2 separate regions of the Homo sapiens genome follow, and region 2 is linked to region 1. A link is a loop called in an ENCODE intact Hi-C map of the cell type or tissue named here. Cell type or tissue: psoas muscle. All regions are shown on one strand. Each heading gives the region's core, and the rest is flanking DNA. Links, peaks and the distances in the headings are about the cores only.

What was found. A loop is a pair of places that touch in the nucleus more often than their neighbours do. Peaks named below come from ENCODE experiments on the same cell type or tissue, not always from the same donor. Only the 100,000 strongest peaks of a DNase experiment are listed, where the experiment ranks them.
Region 2: it touches region 1 in a loop (1.8-fold over the local background); 1 of 110 quality-filtered maps calls a loop at or near these places.

Annotation. Positions count from the first base shown.
Region 1 is chr22:19,386,090-19,394,089 of GRCh38, reverse strand. It overlaps HIRA (histone cell cycle regulator), which reads left to right. Exons shown (of 25, transcript NM_003325.4): 9 at 1,876-1,989; 10 at 5,536-5,606; 11 at 6,274-6,379. Among named protein-coding and RNA genes, the nearest start is that of HIRA, 42 kb to the left of the region's middle. In psoas muscle, for the core only: a CTCF peak has its summit at 3,516; a DNase peak (open chromatin) is centred at 3,229; H3K27ac peaks cover 1,581 bases.
Region 2 is chr22:19,217,895-19,234,575 of GRCh38, reverse strand. It overlaps CLTCL1 (clathrin heavy chain like 1), which reads left to right. Exons shown (of 33, transcript NM_007098.4): 7 at 1-67; 8 at 954-1,154; 9 at 1,258-1,410; 10 at 1,978-2,100; 11 at 4,601-4,738; 12 at 8,193-8,357; 13 at 8,943-9,123; 14 at 10,522-10,685; 15 at 11,767-11,892; 16 at 12,483-12,625; 17 at 12,965-13,199; 18 at 14,569-14,691. Among named protein-coding and RNA genes, the nearest start is that of SLC25A1, 47 kb to the right of the region's middle. RefSeq lists enhancers at 149-1,348, 10,644-11,195, 16,121-16,681. In psoas muscle, for the core only: no CTCF peak of the experiment used is centred there; no DNase peak of the experiment used is centred there.

The sequences.
Region 1 (8,000 bases), core at 1-8,000:
TCACCTGGCTCCAGTGAATACAGGTACAATTCTGGTATACCCACCAAGCACTGTGCTTGTCCCCACACCTGGCAGCATCAACCACAGGTGCAAGGCCATGCCATGGATCACTGAGTTGGGAGCTGCTGCCAGATCTTGCTGCGGCAGGTGAAGAGCTCAGAGGCGTGAACTGCTGTCAGTCCTTAGGCATGAGAGTTGTCTGGCCACTCGTCTTATGCTTCTCCATGACTTTAATTAAATAGTGTCCTGACAGAGCCCAAGGCAAGCTGTTAAGTAGTTGCGAATAATCTGTGAGAACCAGGATTTTCTCAACACTGGGCAGCCAAATAAAATAAACAGATTGGTGGACTAAGGTTGATAAAAGTGAAGGATCATCCAAGACCCTGATGAAAATAGACTCACTTTTGCCCGTGTTTAAATAGATAATAAGTATCGGCCGGACACGGTGGCTCATGCCTGTAATCCCAGCACTTTGGGAGGCTGTGGTGGGCGGATCATGAGGTCAGGAGGTCAAGACCAGCCTGACCAACATGATGAAACCCCGTCTCTACTGAAAATACAAAAATTAGCTGGGCATGGTGTCATGCGCCTGTAATCCCAGCCACTCAGGAGGCCGAGGCAAGAGAATCACTTGAACCCGGGAGGCGGAGGTTGCAGTGAGCTGAGATTGCGCCACCGTACTCCAGCCTGGGCGACAGAGCGAGACTCCGTCTCAAAAATAAAAATAAAAAAAGATAATAAGTATCATATATTGTACCTTAAAACACAAATTTTATATGAATAAAATATTACTTATTAAATTTTTTTGTTTTGGAGTTCATGTAGGGTTTTGTTTGAACCAGAGCTTTGTTGCTAAAGTCTTTGGAAATCAGTGCTTCATGGTTAGTGCTCTACGTGATTCTCCCATGCAGTCCTCACAACCACTTTATTAGCAGCTCTGGGAGATCACGACGCCTGCCTATGGCTCACAGAGCTCCTAAGGCCCTGCAGCCTCATTGGTGTTAGAGACAGCAAGCCCAGGGACACGCCTCTGAGTTCCATCTTCTCCAGTCTCTGTGCACCCCGGCCATTCCTGCCTGCCCTCTGGAATTAAAACATCTCTAGGCTACCTGACACCAGGCTTTCAGGAACCCTCCTTCTTCTGCCCTCAGTTGTCCTAGGTTGGGGATTCCCAGAGCGCCCACCCCTTTAAATCCAGGAGGGTGTCTGGGAGCTCAGTGAGTGCTTTCATCCTTTGCAGAAACAAAGACAAGTTACTCTCGGGGTAGTTCCCTGGACTAAGCAGCCAACCAAGCACCTTTGTGTGATATTGCCATGGTCACTGGCCCAGGGAGATCACAAATGACTCTCTGACTGAGCAGATCTCTGCTAGACGGTTATGACTGAACAACAAATGCAGTGAGGCAATAAGGAATTCAGAGATTCACACCCCTCCTGCCCATCCCCTTGGCCTCCCTTAGGAGATAGGGAGTGAGTAGGTCTTTGTTTCTGAAGCCCCCTTGCAGGCTCAGCTTTTCTGCAGGTCCTAGGGCTGGCCCTGCCTGGCCAGAGGGAATTGAGAAGGCTAGTTTCAGTAGCTACGCATCCCTTCTACTTGGCAAGCTCCAGAAATGGAGAGTTTGGTAGCTCTAGTTTCAAATCTGCATTTCCCAGCTTACTCATTTGGTGCCTCCGCACATACTTTCTGACCTCCCTAAGCTTCCTTTCCATCATCAGCCAGATGCCTCATAGGTGGTCGGGAAGATGAAATGCATGCTCAGTGCCTGGGCTCAGAGAATGTCTGTGGGAGACTCCCTTCAGTGGGCTGGGACTTGGGCACAGGGGACATGCCTGATGCTTGATTAATTATTTTTAACATCTGTTATTTGGCTTTAGAAATTCAACCCAAAAATCTTCAAAAAGAAGCAGAAGAATGGGAGTTCTGCGAAGCCTAGCTGCCCGTACTGCTGCTGTGCTGTTGGCAGCAAGGACCGCTCGCTTTCTGTCTGGGTGAGCCTGCTATCCTGAGCTTTTGTTGCAGGACGGGAGGTGTAGGTTGGTAAAGTAGCAAGTGGAGGAAAGAGACCTGCTTTGGGTGATGCTAAGAGTGTATTTCTATTCTGCACCTGGGGTCAGCCCCTCCTTGGAAGCTCACAGGCTCTCCTGCTCTCCCAGAAGGAAGTGCTGAAGACTGGGTCTGTGCCCAGCCAGGAGAGGCCACCTTGACCCCCACCTAGACCAGCTCTTGTGTCCAGACTCAGGCAGCACCCTCAGTGGTCAATGCCATGAGCAGCATGTTGGGCTTGCTTCCTATTAGAAAAATCTTTATATGGCTGGGCGCGGTGGCTCACGCCTGTAATCCCAGCACTTTAGGAGGCCGAGGTGGGCGGATCACAAGGTCAGGAGTTCGAGACCATCCTGGCTAACACAGTGAAACCCCGTCTCTACTAAAAATACAAAAAATTAGCTGGGCGTGGTGGTGGGCGCCTGTAGTCCCAGCTACTCGGGAGGCTGAGACGGAGAATGGCGTGAACCTGGGAGGCAGAGCTTGCAGTGAGCTGAGACCGCGCCACTGCACTCCAGCCTGGGCAACAGAGCGAGACTCCGTCTCAAAAAAAAAAAAAAAAGAAAAAGAAAAATCTTTATATAAAGTGTATTCACCTGAAAGGTACAGTTTGGTGAGTTGTCATACATGTTTACACACCAGTGTCATCACTGCCTAGAGCACTCCTTTTTGTCCCTTTGTCCCTCCCCAGTCAAGACCTCCCTCACCACCAAAGCAACCACTCTAATGGCCTCTGTTACACTGATGAGTTTTGCCTGCTCTTGAACTTCATATAAATGCAATTGTGTGGTACTTGCTTCTTTGTGTCTTCATTTCTTTTGCTTGGCACAGTGTTTTTGAGATTCGTGTATGTTGCTGCACTTAACAGTATTTTATTCCTTATAATTTCGGTGTAGCATTCCACTGTATGAATACACCACAATTTGTTTATACAGTCTCCTGTTGATGGACATTAAGATTGTTCCAGTTTTGAGATATTATGACTAAAGCTGATATGAACATTCTTGTATAAGTCTTTATGTGGATGTACGTTTTCATTTATGAGTACATACCTATGAGTAGAGTTCTAAAATTAAAAAAAAAAACAAAAAAATAGTACCAAGTGTCAGCAAGGACATGATAAGCTGGAACTGATACATTGCTGACACGTGTTGCTGACAGGTGTTTACGCTGGCATGAGCACTTGGGAAAACTGTCTGGCAGTTTCTACCACAGCTAAGCATATGACCTAGAGCACTTCCACTCCTAGGCATACAACCAAGACAGATAAGTGCTTATGTCCACAGAAAAAGACACACAGAAAGCTGACGCCTCTATTAGTCCATTTCACCCCTGGGTGATGCTGTGATGGGTAAGGTTGTGAGCCTAGTACTCCTCACTCGCTGGATCCCCTGAGATGAGGCGATGTCTTCAGCTTCTTTTTTTTTTTTTTTTTTTTTTTTTTGAGACAGAGTCTCCCTCTATTGCCCAGCAGGCTGGAGTGCAGTGGTGCAATCTTGGCTTCTTGAGTCACTGCAACCTCTGCCTCCTGGGTTCGAGCGAGATTCTCCTGCCTCAGCCTCCTGAATAGCTGGGATTACAGGCCACCACACCCGGTTAATTTTTTTGTAATTTTAGTAAAGATGGGGTTTCACCATGTTGTCCAGGCTGGTCACAAACTCCTGACCTCAGGTGATCCGCCCGCCTTGGCCTCCCAAAGTACTGGGATTACAGGTGTGAGCCACCACACCCAGCCCGATGTGTCTTCAGTTTCATTGTTCCCCTCACCTTCCTAACTCAGTGCCCTCTACAGAGCAGGTTCTCAGCAGATATACTCAATGGTAGTTGGCGAGTGAGAACCCAAGGGTAAGAACTGTGGCGGTTTCTAAGTGAGGGCTCCTGAAGGGTTAAGTTTCTCACTGCCAGGGGCTGGTGTGCTGTGACCTGACTGTGTGGTAAGAGACACCTCCGCATGCAGTGCAGGGAGCAGTCTTGGTGCTGAGCATCAAGGTGCCAATATATTTAAAGTTTGATAAAGCAAAGTGCACACACATTAATTTTTTTTTTTTTTCATTTTGTAAAAAAGTGTCCCTATAAGCAGAGCAAGTTGGAAGTTCTGGGTTTGAAGGTTATCCTCTGGCTGCATTTATTAGTTTGGTATAGAGAAATATATTACTGTGTGCGTTGTGATTTTTTTTTTTTTTTTTAGGCCAAGTATTCACTTAACACCCATTCTGGAACCTGAACCACAGTACCACAGATTGCCGTTCAGGGGACCTTCCCTGTTTCCTCCCAGCCAGAGGCCCTGTTTGTGGCGCTGCAACCAAAACATCACTGACTGTGATGCCCATATTTCTTAGAATGCTCAGGTTAGGCAGTCACACGGCCTGTAGATTTCTGAGGGGTCTGTAGGCACATTTATGAGAGGAGGGACAAGGCAGCTTTTTCTAGAAGTGGAATTAAGGTGGAGGCGAGATTCTTAATGTGGGTTCCAGATCGTTCAGACTTCAGCCCCCTCTCCACCACTAGGGTAGACACAGCTTCTCCTTCCCCACATAGCAGTCTCAGGCTGCACTGGGACGCTCAGCCCCACAGCCTCCCAGAAGCTGCAGCAGCACCTATGGGAGCCCACCATCCCGTGAGGAAGTGTGTTTCTTCCCTGCCCATTGTCCTGCAGTTCAGGGCCAGCCAGCAGGGTAGCCAGGCACTTGTGCACAAGTGGAAAGGCCTACCATAGTTGTGGGAACGTGGAGTCAGAGTGTATGCCAGCAATTGAGTGACTCGATAGAGAATATGCACAGTGCATGCTATGCAGTCATCCAGAAGAGACTTTTACAGGATATTTAATGACATACTTATTGTGTGTTAAATGAAAAAACAGACACAACTATGAAGAATAAAATAAATTCTTACTTTGAAGAATAAAATAAATATTTGCACAAAATAGAAGATAATAATTCATCAAAGTATTAATAGTCGGTAACTAGGCCCAGATTAAGGGCCCAGGTGTGTATTTCTGTACTACCTACACATAGTGTAGAATGAGCCTTGGATAAATGTGTACCAGAGTCCCTTGGGCCCAGGGAAGATGTGTTGTGTTCTCTCTCAGGGTGCCTCATCCCCTGTCTAGGCTTTGGCATCGTGTCTCCTGCTCCATAGACCCTCTCAGAGGTCCACCCTGGGGCTGTCCCTCTCCTCCGACCATAGCCCTTCAGAAACCCACTCCCACTCTGCCTTCTCTGTTGCTAGTTATCTGTGTATAAAGCTATTTCCCCTGTCAGACCACAGCAAGCCCTGGAGGCAGGGTCCACTCTAGGTAGCATGCACATTTTTGGCAGGCTTTGGTTCCCACAGTTTGGGATCTCTGCAGCTGCAGTTTGAATAGAGTTGAAGATGCCTTAAATATCAGCAGCCACTTTGACCCAGGCTTCTAGGTTGGTTATGTTAACTGAGCTGAATACAGAAGGGGATTTCAGTAATTTCATTAACCTTGACTGTGTCTTTCCTTCCAGCTCACATGTCTGAAACGGCCGCTGGTGGTCATCCATGAACTGTTTGACAAATCCATCATGGATATTTCCTGGTAAGGTGGATTCTACTTACAGGAATAGGTTAAGAAAGGAGAAGCCACACATTGGAACATGAGGCCTTCTGGGTGTGACTAGGGTCAGGTGGCCAGTGGCCCCTCCCCAGGTGTCATAGTAGCGCAGACCAAGAGTGCTGTTTGCACGTGATTTGGGAACTGGCAGCGGTGTACCTGCTGCTGCGAGAATGTCCTGCCTGTGTAGAATTTGCCACTGGAAAATGCCTTTTCAGGATTTGTCTAAGACGAGGAGAATGACGTGATCCTAGTATGTTCCACTTTACTCCGTCAGTGCATGAACCAAAGTCAGAAGCACACTTTCTGCTTCTCAGTGACCTGATTTATATGTATACTTTGTCAAGTTTTTTTTATTTTAATAGTTTCAAAAGTAAGATAAGTAAAATTGAAAATTCTTACAGAACATATGGTAAAGGAGATATTTTGTACACCTGCTTAGAGCTAAAGAACACCAGGGCCCTTTGGGATACAATTGTCGCCCCCTCCCCCCCCCGCCCAGGCCAAAGAAGGGAACCAGGCCACAGAAGGGAACCAGGAGTTTCCAGCATCTCCCTAGAACACTGCCCACCATCCTCACAGGCCAGCTACTGCGGCACATGTGTCTGCCTGGGGCTCTTGCTACCAGGCTGCTGATGGCCATGTCTTTCAGGACTCTGAATGGGCTGGGCATCTTGGTATGCTCTATGGACGGCTCTGTGGCATTCCTCGACTTCTCCCAGGATGAGCTTGGCGATCCCCTGAGCGAGGAGGAGAAGGTAGGCTGACGGCTCTTGTGCTGCTGGGTGCTCTGTGGCCATTGCCACAATAGCTCTGAGAGACCCCTTTGACTACACCCTCTTCTTGTGAGATACACAGACAAGTCATTTCTTAACATGTAATGGGGTATTCATCTTTTATATCTTGTAATCCTTCTTTACAAAATAGATTAATTAAAAAACGAGTCCCCATTTCAGAAATAAGTCCTGGAGTTAAGAGTAGAACTATTTTAGGCATCTCTTTTTGAGCTGATAATAGGCCATCCACTGGGAGGTTTTTGCCCTGGGAAAGAGCTGAAGTGACTCCTCAGGGGCCCCTGCTCATGTCACTTTCACCTTCATGGTAGTAATATTGGTCATTTCTTAGAACGCATTGTCTGCCAGGCTCTGGGAATGTGTTTTGCACATATGATTTCATTTAAATTGCACAAAACCCTTCAAGGCAAGGCTCATCCATTTCGTGGATATGGAAACTAAGCCTCAGAAAATAGCATGGCTCTTTGCCCAGACTGTATGTGACCCTTAGGTCAGAAGAGTGAACAAGGCCTGCTGCCTCTGGGCCAGGCTGCCTCCCCTCTGTGCTCTGCTGGGGTGATGGGGTCTCTCTGCCCTTCTGCCAGGCTTTGAGAAAAGCCCTGCTTCACCTACCAGAGGCTTAGAAACCTGCCCCCACTTGGTGGGTTGTGTGTATGTGTCTGAAGGGAGCTCTGTGAAAGCCCAGAGCAGGCTGGCAGCTCTCCTCATGACCTTATTTGCTGGTGGAAGCTTCCTCTTAACCTACAGTGTGACCTCCCCACTAAAATGTGAACCCCTTTGGGGGAGAGGTCTGCCTTAATGACTACACTTAGAATGGGGCCTGCCACCCCATCATTTTTCCATGAAGGAATGAGTATCTCAGAGGCCTCAGGTCCTCCTCCAACCTTGTCACTGTCATCAGGTACCTGGGATCACTATGCACTCCCTTGGAGTCACTCTGGGAGCCTAATAACCCATCTGCTTACCATTTCCCAAGTCAGGCTGGGACTCCATGTTGGAGGAACACTAGGGAAACCCTGGCCAAACACTGAATTCTGCTTCGAGATTCCAGGGGATAGACTCAGGAGAGAAGGGCAGGAGCCAAGATGGCAAGAAAAGGAGGTTCCTGGCCACATTCAAGCCCTGCAGGAGCAGGTCCCAAGGCACCTCTCTTGGAACGCTGCCTCTCAACCCATGCTCTGCTGTAAAGCAGATGTCCTGTTAACCACAGTCCCTGTTCTTGAGCAGAATCCCACATTGGACATTTGCACATCCCATGGAAGTGTGTTCCTCATGCACTTTCATGTACAGCAGTCACTACAGTGTGCTGGGGACACCATCTCTGCTCTCATGAGGCTCCTGTCTAGCTTGTTAGGGCACAAGACTATGAGGGCCTAGAAGGAGGGGAGTATGATGACATACTAGGAGGGGTGGGAGTAAAGGAGGCTCCCCAGCCCTGCTGTGCCAGGCCTTCCCATACTCTTAGAGACACTAAGCAGGCCAATGGGGACTTCCAACCACAGGGCTTATGGCTGCAGATGAGCTGTGAAAGTAGACTTTTGTTCTAGGATCTGATTCCCAAAATCATTTGGGTCCTAGGAGTGAT
Region 2 (16,681 bases), core at 4,801-12,800, 160 kb after region 1:
ATTCAATACCCTCTTTGCACAGGGCAGCTATGCTGAAGCCGCCAAAGTTGCAGCGTCTGCACCAAAGGTGATAAACCTTGAATACTGTTCAAGTGTTCTGAGTGTTAAGAACCAACCTTGAGAGGAAAATAAGTCATAAAAGCATTTCACTAGTGATATTGCAGTCTATTAGTGTTATGTTAGGAGTTTTTAGTTTAAAATTTTTGCACCAATGGCATAACAGTAAAGGAAGTAAACAAAAAACACACTCTTGCTGCATCGGCACTTCTTCACGCCTCCCACTTTGTGTGCATACGTACCTCTCACCCAACAGCTTAGATACAGTTTCACATTTCTGTAACTTAGCATTTTCCACTCTTGCTACCTGGTTGTCAAATATGCAACTGTACAATACATCAAGTGGTTGTTCCCTGTTTTATCTAGCGATAGTCCTACCCTGGACTTTCTCCACTCTTTTAGAATATAGCATTTCGGCATATGGCTTTTTCTTGGGTTTATTTCATTTGGATAAATTGTTCAGAGACTGGATCTGTTCCTGAGTAGATAAAGACTTTCAAGTTGCTTGTCCTTGAAAGAATTTTTCTTGTCTTTCAAGGGGTAGTTGTGAACAAACCATTTCTAGCCTTCATCTGTGAATTTGAGTATTTTGAATTAGAATATAATGATAGCAGAACTTCACTACTACAAGACTGATTGAGAGGCCGAATTCTTACTGCAGCATGCTGGGGGAGAAGTAAGACCCTAAGTGTGAAGCCACCTGGAGGACCTAGATTCCCCTATACTTATGGTTATTGTTGAAGATAGAAGCAGTTGCCTTGGTAGAGGACTTTTTGTCTATGACAGAGCAGTGTGGAATTTCCACTGGCAGATTTTTGTTTTTACATACAAGGAAGTTGAGTGAAGGGATCCCCTGTGATTACAACACAATGACCTATTTTTCCATTTATTATTAGGGAATCCTGCGTACCAGAGAGACGGTCCAGAAATTCCAGAGTATACCCGCTCAGTCTGGCCAGGCTTCTCCATTGCTGCAGTACTTCGGAATCCTGCTCGACCAGGGTCAGCTCAATAAACTTGAATCCTTAGAACTTTGCCATCTGGTTCTTCAGCAGGGGCGTAAGCAACTCCTAGAGAAGTGGCTGAAAGAAGATAAGGTAGAAACACTTGTGAGCTCGTAGCCCCCCCGCACAGCTTGAAAACTTGGTCCAGGCTCCCTACCTGCCTCCTAACTTTGCCTTGTCCCTTGGCATACCACAGCTGGAGTGCTCAGAGGAGCTCGGAGACTTGGTCAAAACCACTGACCCCATGCTCGCTCTGAGTGTGTACCTTCGGGCAAATGTGCCAAGCAAAGTGATCCAGTGTTTTGCAGAAACAGGCCAATTCCAGAAAATTGTGCTCTATGCCAAAAAGGTAACGTGTGTTGAACCACTGGCATCTCACAGATTACTCACGTGTGGTTGAGTGGTTGCTGATTTTAAAGTTTATAAAATACCCTTCTTTGTAAGTCCTCTGGTGTGAGAGTTGGCAATGTTGCTGTTAGGATCTTTATTCATAATGATCATATTTTATTCTCTTCAGCTTTTTATTATCCTTAGTTTTCCAGTCCTTCCATCTTCGTTTTATTTGGGAGCTTTATCTTGTTTTTTCTCTCCCTCTCTTCCTTCTGTATGTTAATTTGATATTTTGGCAGACTCCCAGATCTTATCCCTGTGTGCTTACTGGCAGGCTGTGTTTGCACACAGATCAGGAAACTTCTTTGTGGTCTGGGCTCTTTGTATAGTTAATTGTGCCTTCCATGTACATTAAATCAATTCATTTAATTGGATATTGTGTTTGGCAGAAGGTGGTACCTACACATGATAATGTTGCTGCTCATTTCTTTGTTAACACGAGTTTAAAACAAAGGATGGATAACTTCCTTTTCTAATGCCCAGGGTTTTTCATTGATTTTCCTGATTGGTGCTCCCTTGCTTCTAGGTTGGGTACACCCCAGACTGGATCTTTCTGCTGAGGGGTGTAATGAAGATCAGTCCGGAACAGGGCCTGCAGTTTTCTCGAATGCTAGTGCAGGACGAGGAGCCGCTGGCCAACATTAGCCAGGTGAGCGTAGGCAGTTTTGGACAACTTTTTGTGGCTTTTTAGAGCCATCTAGAAGATTTCTTTGATTCGTTTCCTGTTAACTTGTCTCAATGCTTTTCTTCATCTGCTATTAATCTTGCAGTTTTAAAAAATCTAGTGTACTTGGGGAGTTTGTCTTCTAGTCTTTACTATGTGAGTACTCATTGCTTCCTTTGTTTTGAAGTACTTTAGAGAATGTTTGTTTGGGTTTGTGTCTTTGGGTGGTGATGGTGTAGGGTGTGAGGATGTCATTTAGGTTCCAGCCCTCCATCCCGTGGCCCACCCCAGTTACTACATCATTGTCTCTCCCTGACCATTGGCCTGAGCACCAGGAGCTAGTGCTGTTGCGTCCCCCAGATGTTCATCCTGTGGGTGTCTGACTGACCTGGATTACGTGAGCATCAGCCTGTTTTTTAGTGTAACCTACTTAAAATTTAGATGTAAACACATGACAAGTCACTTTCAGTAAATTGGTACAAGGAGCTTTGATGATATATAGATGTGTAACAAAGCTTGAAGCAAGGCATCAGAACCAACAACTGTTTAGAAATAATAAGTGCAGTTGTATGTGTTTGTACATCTGGGAATCTGCAGATATTTTGGAGAACATGAATAAGAGATTTGAGACAAATTTACTTAGCTTTCAATAGGAAAGAAATTTCCAGTTCACATCTTGTTTACAGTTCATATTTTAAAGTTGTTCAAAATATAAACTTCTCATACTTTATGAGAAGTTCCACAGTTAATAAGTTCTTTTTTATTTTCCTGTAAAGCTGTCCTTCAAAAACAATTATTAAATTTATTCCTGTATTTCACATCTTACTAAGGCATATTAATTATTTAAATTAACATCAATTTAACTTTAATAATTGTCTAAGTAAATATTTGCATTTTCCCAGTTGTGCCCCAATAATATAATGATATATATGAGTTAGATATCAAGTATCAGCTGCTTTGTTAGTCAAGATGCTGCAGAGAGACAGAATCAATAGCGTAGCTATAGCTATATGAAAGGGAGCCTGGGCAACATAGTGAGACCCCCATCTCTACAAACAATTTTTTAAAAGTTAGCCAGGCATGGTGGTGCACACCTGTGGTCCCAGCTACTCAGGAGGCTGAGATGGGAGGATCGCTTGAGCCCTGAAGGTTGAGGCTGCAGTGAGTGGTGACCTTGTCACTGCTTCAGCCTAGGCAATAGAGTGAGACCCTATCTCAGATATATGAGAGGGAGTTTATTAGGAGAATTGGCTCGTGATTATGGAGGCTGAGAAGTCCTGTGATAGACTGTCTGCAAGCTAGAGGAGACCTTGGATTCTGGTAGCGTGGCTCAATCTAAGTTTGAAAGCCTCAGAACCAGGGAAGCTGAAGGCGTAACTCTCAGTCTGAGGCCAATGGCCTGAGAACCCTGGGGGGCCTTTGGTGTAAGTCCTGGAGTCCAAAGGCTGGGGAGCCTGGAGTTCTGATGTCCAAAGGTAGGAGGTGGAGAATGTCCCAGCTCCAGGAGAAAGAGAGAAGAAATCTATTCTTTCCTTTTTTGTGCCCCCAGCCGATTAGATGGTGTTCCCCGACATTGAGAGTGGATCATTCTACTTGTTCCCCCAACTCACATGCCAGTCTCCTCTGGGAATGCCCTCACAAACACACCCAGAAGGAATGCTTTACCTGTTCTCTATGTGTTCCTTAATCCAGTCAAGCTGACACCTAAAGTTAAGCATCACAGCTGCCTCTAGGATGTGATTAAGTAATGTATGATTACTGCTTGGGGGTTCATATGTTATAAAAGTTACTCCCTTTCATATACTTCAGTAAAATACCTCACTGATAAGTATGATGTAGGTGATATGATTTTGCAAGATTATTAATAAATTAATGACCATAAATTACGTGAATTGTGTTGTTGTTGTTGAGATGAGGTCACTGCATTACCCACAGTGGTCTCAACTCCTGGGCTCAAGGAATGCATCCACCTCAGCCTCCTGAGTAGCTGGGACTATAGGCACATGCCACCACACCTGGCTGTATGTGAATTGCGATGACAGAAGAAAATGGAAAGGGGCCGGGCGCAGTGGCTTATGCCTGTAGTCTCAGCACTTTGGGAGGCCGAGGCGGGCGGATCACCTGAAGTCGGGAGTTCGAGACCAGCCTGACCAACATGGTGAAACCGTGTCTCTACTAAAAATAGAAAAATTAGCTGGGTGTGGTGACGGGTGCCTGTAGTCTCAGCCACTTGGGAAGCTGAGGCAGGAGAATCGCTTGAACCCAGGAGGTGGAGGGCAGAGATTGGAGTGAGCTGAGATTGTGCCTTTGCAGTCTAGCCTGGGTGACAGAGCGAGACTCCATCTCAAAAAAAAAAAAAAAACCAAGGGAGGGAACTAATTGCTGAATTTCTAAATGAGATAATATTTCAGGAACTATTTCAATAGGAAAATGAAACACTGAATGAAAACATACTGAGTGAAAATGTGGCTTGGATATGTTTCAGATTGTGGACATTTTCATGGAAAACAGTTTAATTCAGCAGTGTACTTCCTTCTTATTGGATGCCTTGAAGAATAATCGCCCAGCTGAGGGACTCCTGCAGACATGGCTGTTGGAGATGAACCTTGTTCATGCACCCCAGGTCAGTGACTTGTAGGCTAACACCGAGAGGCAGAGCACCTGTGGCACCTCTCTGGGTTTGCAGACTTGAGCACAGTGGCTTTGGACTGGGCTGGGCTTGTGCCAGATGTTTATCTTGTACTTCTCAGTGGACATTCTCCATGACTTTCCTTAAAAGGATTTTCCAGAAATCATGATACAGGACTTTCATGGAAACAGTTCTAATTAGGGCAGCATTTCTTCCTTTCTTCTTTTTTTCATTGTGGTAAAATATACATAACCAAATTTACCATTTTAACAACTTTTAAGTGTCTGATACAGTGGCATTAAGAACATTCACAATGCTATGCAGCCATTACCACTACATAGTTCCAGAACTTTTATTATCCCAGAGTAACTATGTAACTGTTAAGCAGTGACTCCTCATTTCCCAGCCCCTGACAACTGCCATTCTAATCTGTCTCTATTAATTTGGCTTTTCAAGATATTTCATATACATGGAACCACAAAATATTTGTCCTTTTACCTGGCTTTTTTCACTTAGCATATTATTTTCAAGGTTCATCCATGTTGTAGCATGTGTTAGAAACACCTTCATTTTTGAAACTGAGTAATAGTCCACCATGTGTATATATGACATGTGTTTATCCATTCATCCATTGATGAACATTTGGGTTGCTTCTACCTTTAGGCTATTGTGAATAATGCTGCTGTTAACATGGGTGTACAAAGATTTATTTGAGACCCTGCTTTAATTCTTTTGGGCATATATCCAGAAGTGGACTTGCTGGATCATGTCCTACAGTAATTCTATGTTTACCTTTTTGAGGAACCACCATACTGTATTCCAGGAGGCTGTACCATTTTATATTCTTCCCAGCAATGCTCAGCTGTTCCAATTTCTGTATATCCTTGCCAACACATCTTCCCTGTCTAAAATAATAATAATAGTAATCACCATCTTAATGGGCGTGCAGTGGTATCTCACTGTGGTGAGGCATCATTTGTTGGCCTGAAACTTGTGGGAGCAGGTATAATCAAATCACATGTCTGTGCTATTTTGGGTTAAATTTAGATATATATACAAGAAAGGGATTTAGAGGAGTTTATATCAAGCTGTTCACCACGGTACTAAGTGGATAAGATTGTACAAGTTCACTTTGTTCTTTACTTATCTCTTCTGATTTTTCTTTAATAATCACTTACTGTTTTTATAATTAGGAAACAACATATTAAGTATATTGTTCTGTTACCTCAATTTATTCAAATCTACAAGTTAGCTGCTAAGAAGTGGGTCATATTCCAACTCTAGGAAATAAAAGTACTGTTAATTTGCTGCTTGGGGTCTACTGGACTCTCATGACTTTGTGAGTGTATGTAACCGTTTCTGGTGAATGAGATTTGAAACACACCAAGCGTCACTCAGAAACTTGGCAGACAGACCCTAAGGAATGCCCAGACCCTAAAGGAGAAACAAGTAGTTGGGTGAGGTGCCAGCAGGCTCTGGCTTAGTGCCCCAGGACGCTGGCAGTCTTCTCTGGGCAGTAGGACTGCGTGATGGTTTCTACATTCTATAAAATACACTGTTGCTATGAGGAGAAAATGTTTGAAAACAAGAAGTAAAGATAAACCTGAAGGAAACAAAGGATAGGAGACTCAGGTAAGTGCTAGATGTTCTAAAGCCCTACTCTTAGTACTGTGTTTGATCGTCAACTCTGTGCATCACTCTGAAGTGGTCTGGTGTGTGACAGTGGCTGTGGTCACTCTGTGGCCATACCTGGTTGGTGATGCAGATCCTAGAAGGAATAAGAAAGAGTGTGCCAGGTGGCAGGGGAAGGCACCCAGGAGTGTAGCTTGTCAAGACCATCATTAGATACTGAGGGAGCACTCACTCAGCCATGCTGCAAGGCTGCTGTGTTGACCTATCCAGTCTTAGCCCAAAAATTACTTACTTCAAGAGAATATTTAGTGGCTGGGTGCAGTGGCTCGCGCCTATAACCCCAGCATTTTTGGAGGCCAAGGTGAGCAGAGCCCAGGAGTTTGAGACCAGCATGGACAACACGGCCAAACCCCATCTCTACAAAAAAATATAAAAATTAGCCAGGTGGGCCAGGTGCGGTGGCTCACACCTGTAATCCCAGCACTTTGGGAGGCCAAGGCGGGTGGATCACATGGTCAAGAGATCGAGACCAGCCTGGCCAACATGGTGAAACCCTGTCTTTACTAAAAATACAAAAATTAGCTGGGTGTGGTGGCGCATGCCTGTAGTCCCAGCTACTTGGGAGGCTGAGGCAGGAGAATCACTTGAACCCGTGAGACGGAGGTTGCAGTGAGCAGGGTGGGGTCATGCCACTGCATTGCAGCCTGGCAACAGAGCGAGACTCCATCTCAAAAAAAAAAAAAAAAAAAAGTAGCCAGGTGTGGTGGCATGTGCCTGTAATCCCAGCTGCTTGGGAGGCTGAAGTGGGAGGATTGCTTGAGCCTGGGAGGTCAAAGCAGCAGTGAGCCGAGATTGCACCACTGCACTCCATTCGCCTGGGCAACAGAGTGAGACCCTGTCTCAAAAAAAAAAAAAAAAAAAAGATTTTATGCCTCATCAAAATTGTTTCCAGGAGTGTTCATTGTTTTTTAAATGCAATCCCCAACTCCTAGTTCTGTATTTAGCCTAGTAGAGAAGTCTAGTAAGCACAAATGGGATTTGTTTTGTTCAGGTCTCCTTCTGGTCATTGCTAATCTAAGGCTTGAGCTCATTCAAGGAGAATCGGTAGACTTGAGCCCTCACATTGATCTTGCCATAGAAACCCTATAAGAATGTGATTGCTGGCTGGGCACGGTGGCTCACGGCTATAATCTCAGCACTTTAGGAGGCCAAGGTGGGCAGATCATTTGAGGTCAGGAGTTCGAGACCAGCCTGGCCAACATGACGAAACTCTGTCTCTACTAAAAATACAAAAATAAGCCAGGCATGTTGGTGTGCGTCTGTAATCCCAGCTACTTGGGAGGCTGAGACATGAGAATCGCTTGAACCTGGGAGATGGAGGTTGCAGTGAGCTGAGATTGTGCCACTGCATTCCAGCCTGAGTGATGGAGTGAGACTCTGTCTCAAAAAAAGAAAAAAAAAGGAAAAAAAGAATGTGATTGCTTAAAAGCTGCAACAGTGACTTGGACTCATCCCAGTAATAGGGCTTTATGGAGCCTCAGCCTTTCTCACAGGCCCAACTCTGTGACCACATGGGCTTGGCCCAGCTGCAACATGGGAGAATGAAGCCTTGTGCAAAGGGCCTAAGATGGCTTGAAGGACAGCCAGGGATTTGGGACCCACAAGCACTGCTGCCACCACAGAGGTATGGATGTGGACAGGGGCCTGTGAGTTCTGGTTGCCAGGCTATACCCTACCCTGGGGCAAGATTGAGCAGCTGGTCTTAAAAAGTTATTGCCATTGATCAGGGCTTCTCACCGAACTCCCTGTTTCATAGGTTGCAGATGCCATCCTTGGAAATAAAATGTTTACTCATTACGACCGGGCCCACATTGCCCAGCTCTGTGAGAAGGCAGGCCTCCTGCAGCAAGCACTGGAGCACTACACCGACCTCTATGACATCAAGAGGGCTGTGGTCCACACTCACCTCCTCAATCCCGAGGTACTGTGTACCCCTGGGCACTCCTATTATGGCTGTTGTCTATGCAATTAATGTCACATGCTCCCCAGTGTTCACCTGTTGGTGATTGTGGAACTGTGGCCTGAGCCTGTCACTGCCCTAACCTACCATACTTTACTACCAAAAGCAGTTCTAATTCAGCCCACGCACAAAGTTTATCTGCTCAGCAGCATGTCTGGGCCCTGTAGCACCTTTCTTTCTGATATCCACCTTTGACTTAGTCTAATAGCAGGAGTATACTGGTCACCTTTTAACATTGACAACCTAATAGGACTGTCTGAAACCATTAGCAAAGCTAAACTAGCTATTGTGTTCCAATTTATGGAATAAGTTTTAGCATCATCTGTGGAATATTCCAGGTGAACAGTTTAGATCAGTGTCTTTTCCCAGCTTTACTCCTTGCTCCTACTTTTTCCCGTGATGGATAGTTGCTTTTCAACCCCTTTATGTGGAAATTCTCTGTATTTTTGACACTCAGGGGAACAGGAGAATGACCTAGTTATTTTCCAAGTGTTAGCAATCTTTAGAGTGGTGCATCGTTGTGGACAGACTCTTCCTTGTTCCCAGTGGCTTGTCAATTTCTTTGGCTCCTTATCGGTGGAGGATTCTGTGGAGTGTCTGCATGCCATGCTGTCTGCTAACATCAGACAGAACCTTCAGCTGTGTGTGCAGGTGGCCTCTAAGTACCACGAGCAGCTGGGCACGCAGGCCCTGGTGGAGCTCTTTGAATCCTTCAAGAGTTACAAAGGTAAACCATGCAGCCTCTCGCCGACCCCACCATGTGACTACACCTCCTTTCTCAGGTGTTGCTGCCTACCTGCCCGCCTTAAGACGGCCTTCCTGCAAAGCCAGGCAGGATGCAGCACTGGCTGCCTTGGGTGCTCAGTCGGTGGCAGAATGCTACTGCCATCTCATGTGCACCCTCAGCTTCAGTAACCTTTTTGGTATTTCCAAAGGAAGAAATCAGGTTGGTTGGTGATGGGATGGAGAAACTTATGGAGCCCGGTGTGTCTACGCAGCACAGTCTGGCAAGAATTCATCTAAAAGCCTGTGTCGTGGGTACAGTGAAAGGGCCTGATGTCTGGTCTTTACAGCCCCAGGAGGGAGGCTCTTTGGGCCTCTCCTAAATGAGAGCCCACGATAGAGGGTGCATTGCTTTGTGGTGTCTGCTACCCAGTTGATTGTGGGGGGCTGACAAGGTAACCTGGTTGTCTTCCTTTCCCCTTCTTGGACATCACACCAAAAAAGTGTTCTAGGGCAGTTGGGATGGGAGTGGCTTTGTTAGGGACAGATGGGGGCTGTCTGGCCCACCCAGGATAGAGACTAAGCATTTGTCTAGGCATCAAGCCACTGCCATGTGTCCAGTGAGGTTGGGGCATCGGTGGAGGGTGGGACATGACCCTGTCCTCAGGGAACTGGCCTTCTCTTTAGAAGACACCCCTGTAGGAAAGACCATGGCAGACGATTGAGTGGAGCTGGGCTGGGAGAGGGCAGTAGAGTAGGTTGGTGGAGAACCGTCAGCCCAGGGGCTGCCCATTCCCTTCCTAGCATCAGGGTCTCACAGTTACAGTGAAAGACCTCGACAGGGAGGGGCCTTCTCAGATGTGTCGTACCCTGTTGTTACTGGTGCCTCCTGGCTGGCCTCTGTAATGATGAGGAACATCATTAGCCTCTGTGAATGCTGTCCTCTGGGGCTCACCCTGGGGCTCAGCATGTGGTGCCCATGTCACTGTCAGCTCTGTGTTGAGTTGCAGGCCTCCTCCTGGAGGCCATGGCTTATTTCTCTGTCCCTTGATGTGTCTTTTTAGAGAAGCAGTCCCACCACCATTTCAGATTACCTCAGTGGGAATTACTCTTGATGACGACTATCTAGGTATACCTGGGCCCACAAAAGGAATTTCACTTGTACCAAATATCTAGTATTTTACATCAAAACATGCCAGGTATACCTGCCAAATATAATGGAAATCCGACTAGCTATTTTTGGGAGCTGCCAAAACAGACAAATGGCATATTGATTATGAGTTCTGAGTGTGCTGTGGGTCCCTGGAGAGTGGAGCAGGGTCATCGAGGGAAGGTGGGCAGCAGCTACGGAGGAGACAGGCAGGTGTTACAAGGACAAAAATGGAATGGTCTCTCTTCATAGGCCTCTTCTACTTCCTGGGCTCAATCGTGAACTTCAGCCAAGACCCAGATGTGCATCTGAAATACATTCAGGCTGCCTGTAAGACAGGGCAGATCAAGGAGGTGGAGAGGATATGCCGAGAGAGCAGCTGCTACAACCCAGAGCGTGTGAAGAACTTCCTGAAGGTGTGTTCCAGTGCTGCCTCCTTCCATGAGCTGCCCTTGCTGATGGCAGGTGGGGCAGACCATCCGCAGGACGTCCCAGGGGCAGGAAGCTGGATCTGTCTCGCCAGGGACCCCTTAGTCCCAGGGACAGAGCTCCACTTTATGGCTTAAAGTTCTAAAGTAACCCTTCTATCGTTTTAAGAGTGTGGAAAGCAGCTTGAGGCTGTGCTCTAAGTATCTGGCACTTATTGCTGCATTGTAATTCATCAACATCCCATTAGTGCCATTGTCAATTAGGCAGGCAAAGCTGCAGAAACAAGTAGACCACTCAGCACTAGTGTCATAAAGAACAGGAAGCCTACTTCCTTATGTGGCAGTCCAGGGTAGGCTGGAGGTCAGTGGGGTGACTTTCCTTCCCACTGTACTTCAAGGACCAGCTTCATGGCTGCTTTGCCGTGTTCAGCACCTCACCTGGATGTCGTCTTCCCAGTCAGCTAGAGGAAGGGAAGAGCACAGAGGAACCAGCATAGGTGGTTTTTATGGGCGAGGCCTGCAAGTGGCAGATGACACTTGGATTCACGTTCCATTGGAGGAAATGAGGTCATGTGGCCACACTTAAAACTTCAAAATGTGATCTAGGCACGGGACCACATGAGGGGAGGCATGATTGTGGTGGCCTGTGGCTGTCCTACCCAAGTGCCATCATCATCTGGGAATGGTGGCCGGGTGTGTTTCCATGGCCTGCGGCTGCGTGTCTGAAAAGGCAGCCCTTACCGCAGGTGTGCTGTTCTTGAGAATGGCCTGGTTTCTGTTGGGTTTGCACATAATGAGCTGCTTGTCTTAAAAGATATTTTTGTCCAGATTTGGAATGTTAATGCCAAATGTAGCAGTCTTTAACCAAATACTAATATCTTTCTCTCACTTATTTCCCAAAGCAAATGCCATACCACAAAACGACAGCCTATTTAGAGCAGTCTCATTCTGAGTCTCCTGTGTGTCACTCTGCTGCAGAGACAGAGCCGTCCCATGTGTGCAATGAGTCCGAGGTCTGGCTGTCTGGTTTCTCCACTCCCTGACTTGTTCTGTGCATTCTAATCCTCAGGAGGCCAAGCTCACAGACCAGCTTCCCCTCATCATCGTGTGTGATCGTTTTGGCTTTGTCCATGACCTTGTCCTATATTTATACCGCAACAACCTGCAGAGGTACATTGAGATCTACGTGCAGAAGGTACTGCTGGCTCCCTGGAGTGACACCCGGCTGCCTCTGGGCCCCAGTCAGTGGCAGTCTTCCCCTCAGAGGCTGCCTGTAACACCTGACATTTCAGAGACTATCATTTTGAAGGGTGGTGGGTTCGTGTGCTCAGACTGCCAGAGTAGAAGACCACAGTCCAGGCAGCTGAAACAACACACATTTATTTCTCACAGTTTTGGAAGCTGGAAGTCCATGATCAGGGTGTCGGCAGGGCTGGTTTCTGGTGAAGGCTGTCTCCCACGCTTGCAGACAGCCTCCTGGCTGTGCCCTCACAGGGCCTTTCCTCTGTGCATGTGCACTCCTGGTGTCTCTTCCTCTTCTTAGAAGGACACTAGTCCCATTACATTAGGGCCCCACCCTTGACATTGATTACCTTCTTAAACACCCTCTTTCCAAGTAGAATCCCACTAGGGGTTAGGACATCAGCAGGTGAATTTTGGTGGGACACAGCGCAGTGCTAAACAGGAGCCCTTTCAGGGTTTTGCCCAAACTGTCCACGTCGTAGGAGGCTTCTAACAATAACTTGTGTTTGCAACACTGAAGTTACTTGACCTTGACTACCCTAGGTCAACCCTAGCCGGACCCCAGCTGTGATTGGAGGGCTGCTTGATGTGGATTGTTCTGAGGAAGTGATTAAACACTTAATCATGGCAGTGAGAGGACAGTTCTCTACTGATGAGTTGGTGGCTGAAGTAGAAAAAAGAAATAGGTAAGGTGTCCTTACTTGGTGTTTTCTCTTACCCCTGGATTCTAGTGTCTGTTGTTGTTTCTGTCTAATTCTCCAGGACTGTCTCTATAGCTGGTCGTTCATGTACACATCTTAGATGTAGCAATGAGTTACTTGCTATTGGTACTGTGAAGACCTTGGGGGAAAACCTAACAGTAGAAATCAGTTTGGAAACCAGGTCCATCTTGGTCCCTAGAGCAACCTGAAGTCAATGGACTCTGAGATTTTTTGTTTCAGGAAACATCTGTCAGAGCCCTGGAGTTGCCCTCAAGACTTCCAGTGGTAGCCTTGAGACTTTACAGCACCTTCCTTCTTTCAAAGGCTCAAGCTGCTGCTTCCCTGGCTGGAGTCCCAGATTCAGGAAGGCTGTGAGGAGCCTGCCACTCACAATGCACTGGCTAAAATCTACATCGACAGCAACAACAGCCCCGAGTGCTTCCTGAGAGAGAATGCCTACTATGACAGCAGCGTGGTGGGCCGCTACTGTGAGAAGCGAGACCCCCATCTGGCCTGTGTTGCCTATGAGCGGGGGCAGTGTGACCTTGAGCTCATCAAGGTGGGTAGCAGATGTGCTGAGCTGCCCATGTAACCCTGGGCTCCCAGGGAAGCTTTCAAAGGTGTGCCTGTGGGGAGCTGATCAGGGCTTTCTGTGCACCTGGAGATGGCAGGTCATGAGATTATTTCCTTGTGATTCTCACAGCTTTTGGGAACTTGCTCATGCAATTTGTATGCATTGTACCTGTAGACCAGTTGGTCCTGAACCTGACTTATCATCCCTCTGCTTACAGTCCTTACTATTGCCTGGCAATTTGAGGGCAGAATTGAACTCCTTGGCCTGACTCGTGAGCTCCTCTGTGGACTGCCACCTTTCCCAACTCCCGAACTTGATCAGCCATCCATCTTGCCACCCCACCTGGAGAGGCCTGCAATTCCCTGGGTGCCTCATGTCCCGAGTACCCTTGTACTTCATGCCCCCTTTTTGGGGTAACCCTCTACACAAGCCCTTCCCCATCACCTGACCAATGAGCTCTTGCTGGCCTCTCCTTGAGACATCTGCCCAGGTCTTTTGCCTGCATCTGCCCAGGCTTGGATCCACATATAATTACATGTTTAGGTTGAATTGTATGAACTGTTCCTACCTAATCATTTGATCTAAAAATCCAGACATGAATAGGGCACCTGTGAGGTTGGTGCCACACCAGCCTGCTTGGGCTTTTCCTGTGATACACAGGCGGACTGCGCTGCATCCGCAAGCACGTGTGCACGCCGCTCAGCCTTGTGCCGGGCATCTGGCACTCAACAGATCTGATCCTCACCAGGATTTAGCAAGTGCTGCACACGCTAGAACATTCCAGTGGACTGTTGGTGTTTTGGAGATCTGTTATAACATTCAGAAAAAGGTCTCCAGATCTACCAGTGAAAGCACAGTTTACAGTTTTTAGATCTTGAAACATTGCAGTGTTTGTGCTGTTTTATACCAGTTCTAGGCTGTTCTGATAACATTTTACAGATGGTTTAAAGCTAGCTACATATGAGTACTTAAATTTAACTAAATTAAAAATTACCAGTTTAGTTCCTGTCACGCACCACATTTCAAGGGCTCAGTAGCCTCCCATGGCTAGTGGCTGTATCAGACAGAATGGGAGACAGAGCATGTCCCTGAATGCAGGAAGTCCTACTGGCCAGATATGTGGCACATCCCTGGGAGTTGTTGTAAACTTGGAAAGGGCATTTTGAGGTAGTTTGAGTCCATCGTTAACCCTGTAGGATGCTGCTCATCCCATGTCAAAGCATAGCGTCTTGCCTGGGCCCTGACTGTCCACCAAACCAGTATCAGGCACACAGGGAACGAATTGGGGTGTGTCCTCCCAAGCAGCTTCCGCTGGTTGGCTGCTGTGTCACACACATGAGTGTGCTCATTTCAGGTGTGCAATGAGAATTCTCTGTTCAAAAGCGAGGCCCGCTACCTGGTATGCAGAAAGGATCCGGAGCTCTGGGCTCACGTCCTTGAGGAGACCAACCCATCCAGGAGACAGCTAATTGACCAGGTGAGGCACAGAGATGGGTATGTCTGCACACCTGCATTTTGCCGTCCGATCATCATTGTGGCTCAAGTGACTGGTTTCATTTTTAATTTAAAACATCTTGGCTGAGGGCAGTGGCTCACGCCTGTAATGCCAGCAATTTGGGAGGCGGAGGTGGGTGGATCACTTGAGGTCTCAGGAATTCAAGACCAGCCTGGCCAACGTGGTGAAACCCCATCTCCACTAAAAATACAAAAATTAGCCGCACATGGTGGCACACGCCTGTAATCCCAGCTACTTGGGAGGCTGAGGCAGGAGAATTGCTTGAACCCAGGGGGTGGAGGTTGCAGTGAGCCGACATCGTGCCACTGCACTCCAGCCTGGGCGACAGACAGAGACTCCATCTCAAAAAAATAAATAAATAGGCCAGGCATGGTGGCTCACGCCTGTAATCCTAGCACTTTGGGAGGCCGAGGCGGGTGGATGACTTGAGGTCAGGAGTTCAAGTCCAGCCTGGCCAACATAGTGAAACCCCATCTCTACTAAAAATACGAAAACACACTGTGTGGCGCATGCTTGTAATCCCAGCTACTCAGGAGGCTGAAGCAGGAGAATCGCTTGAACCCAGGAGGTGGAGGTTGCAGAAAGCCGAGACTGCACGCCACTGCACTCCAGCCTGGGCAACTGGGTGAGACTCTGTCTCAAAAAAATTAAATAAATAAATAAATAAATAAATAAATAAATAAATAAAACATCTTAGTCCTTACGAACCTTCTCCCCTGCAGAAATAGCTTGCCTAAAAATAGCTTGATTCCCCAGGGTAAGCTGACTTGGAACTGTTAACTGGCCAAGGGCATAGAGTTGGCCCTTGGATCCAAAGCAGGGATATGCAGCCCAGGAAGAGAGTACCTGGTGTCATGCCTGCATGCTGGGCCCAGCTCAGCCCTCGTGGACAGAGGTGAAGTAGCTTTCAAGGTTGTCTCAGCTGACTTCCCTTTGTTGAGGTGCTCTTTATGCCCCTGTGACTATCCAGCACCTCCTTGGAGACTGGGCAGAGTGCTGGGGCCAGGGGTCATTATTGGGTATGGCCTGGCAGGTGGGAGTCTGCCTCGGCCTCTGGGAGGGCTTCCCACAGCCCTGTGGAAGAGCCTCCTCTCCAGTTATAGCCTCACAGACATTTGCAGATAGTGCCTCTGCTGCCCTCAGCACTGTCCCTAGGTGCTAGGCAGACTGTTTAGGGGTGGGGCAAGACCAATGTTGGAACAAAACCCTCGTCCAACAAGTGGCTTCAGCCCTGAGAATAGGACCAGTTAAAACTCCCACCTCCCTCATACACATTGCCAACCTGCTGGACCAGTGCTTTCGAAAGGCTTGAGGGCTGGATTTGACCTTTATCTCTACTGAATTTCATCCTCTCGTTTTCTGTCCACTGTTTCCTCAAGCCTGTGCCACTACTTTTTTAAATAAACTTTTTATTTTGAAATACTTTGAGATTTATGGAAGGTCATGTTGTTTTGAATCTCTGTTTCAACTTTGGACTTACCCATCCAAATCTAATAAAAATATTAAACAACACAATATTCTACTAGGGTTCTACATCCAGGTTCCCAGACATCAGACATTTCTCCAGGTATAGTCCAGCCACCTGGTACACCTTGAAGGTGACTTCATGTTGGTACTGGGGAAGGGCCACTTTAACACTGCACCATACCGGAGCCAGCGGGGGCCTCTTGTCTTCCTGTTTCTGGGTAGAGCTGCTGGTCTTTCATTATCTCTGCTGTAATTGGATATCTGTAGCCACCTCCTGGTGCGAAATTCAACTGCAATGCTCCTGTAATCCAGAGCGCATAATAACAGAGGGAGGCTGCTTTTAGTGTCTGGAGTGGAACCTCATTATGAAAAGTTTACTGAGAGCAGTGTCCTGAGGCAACCTTAGGTGGGGCATCCTGTATTGACTCAAACAGATGGTAGAAATTTATTTTTGCCCTTAAAACAACCTGTGTGTATTTATTTA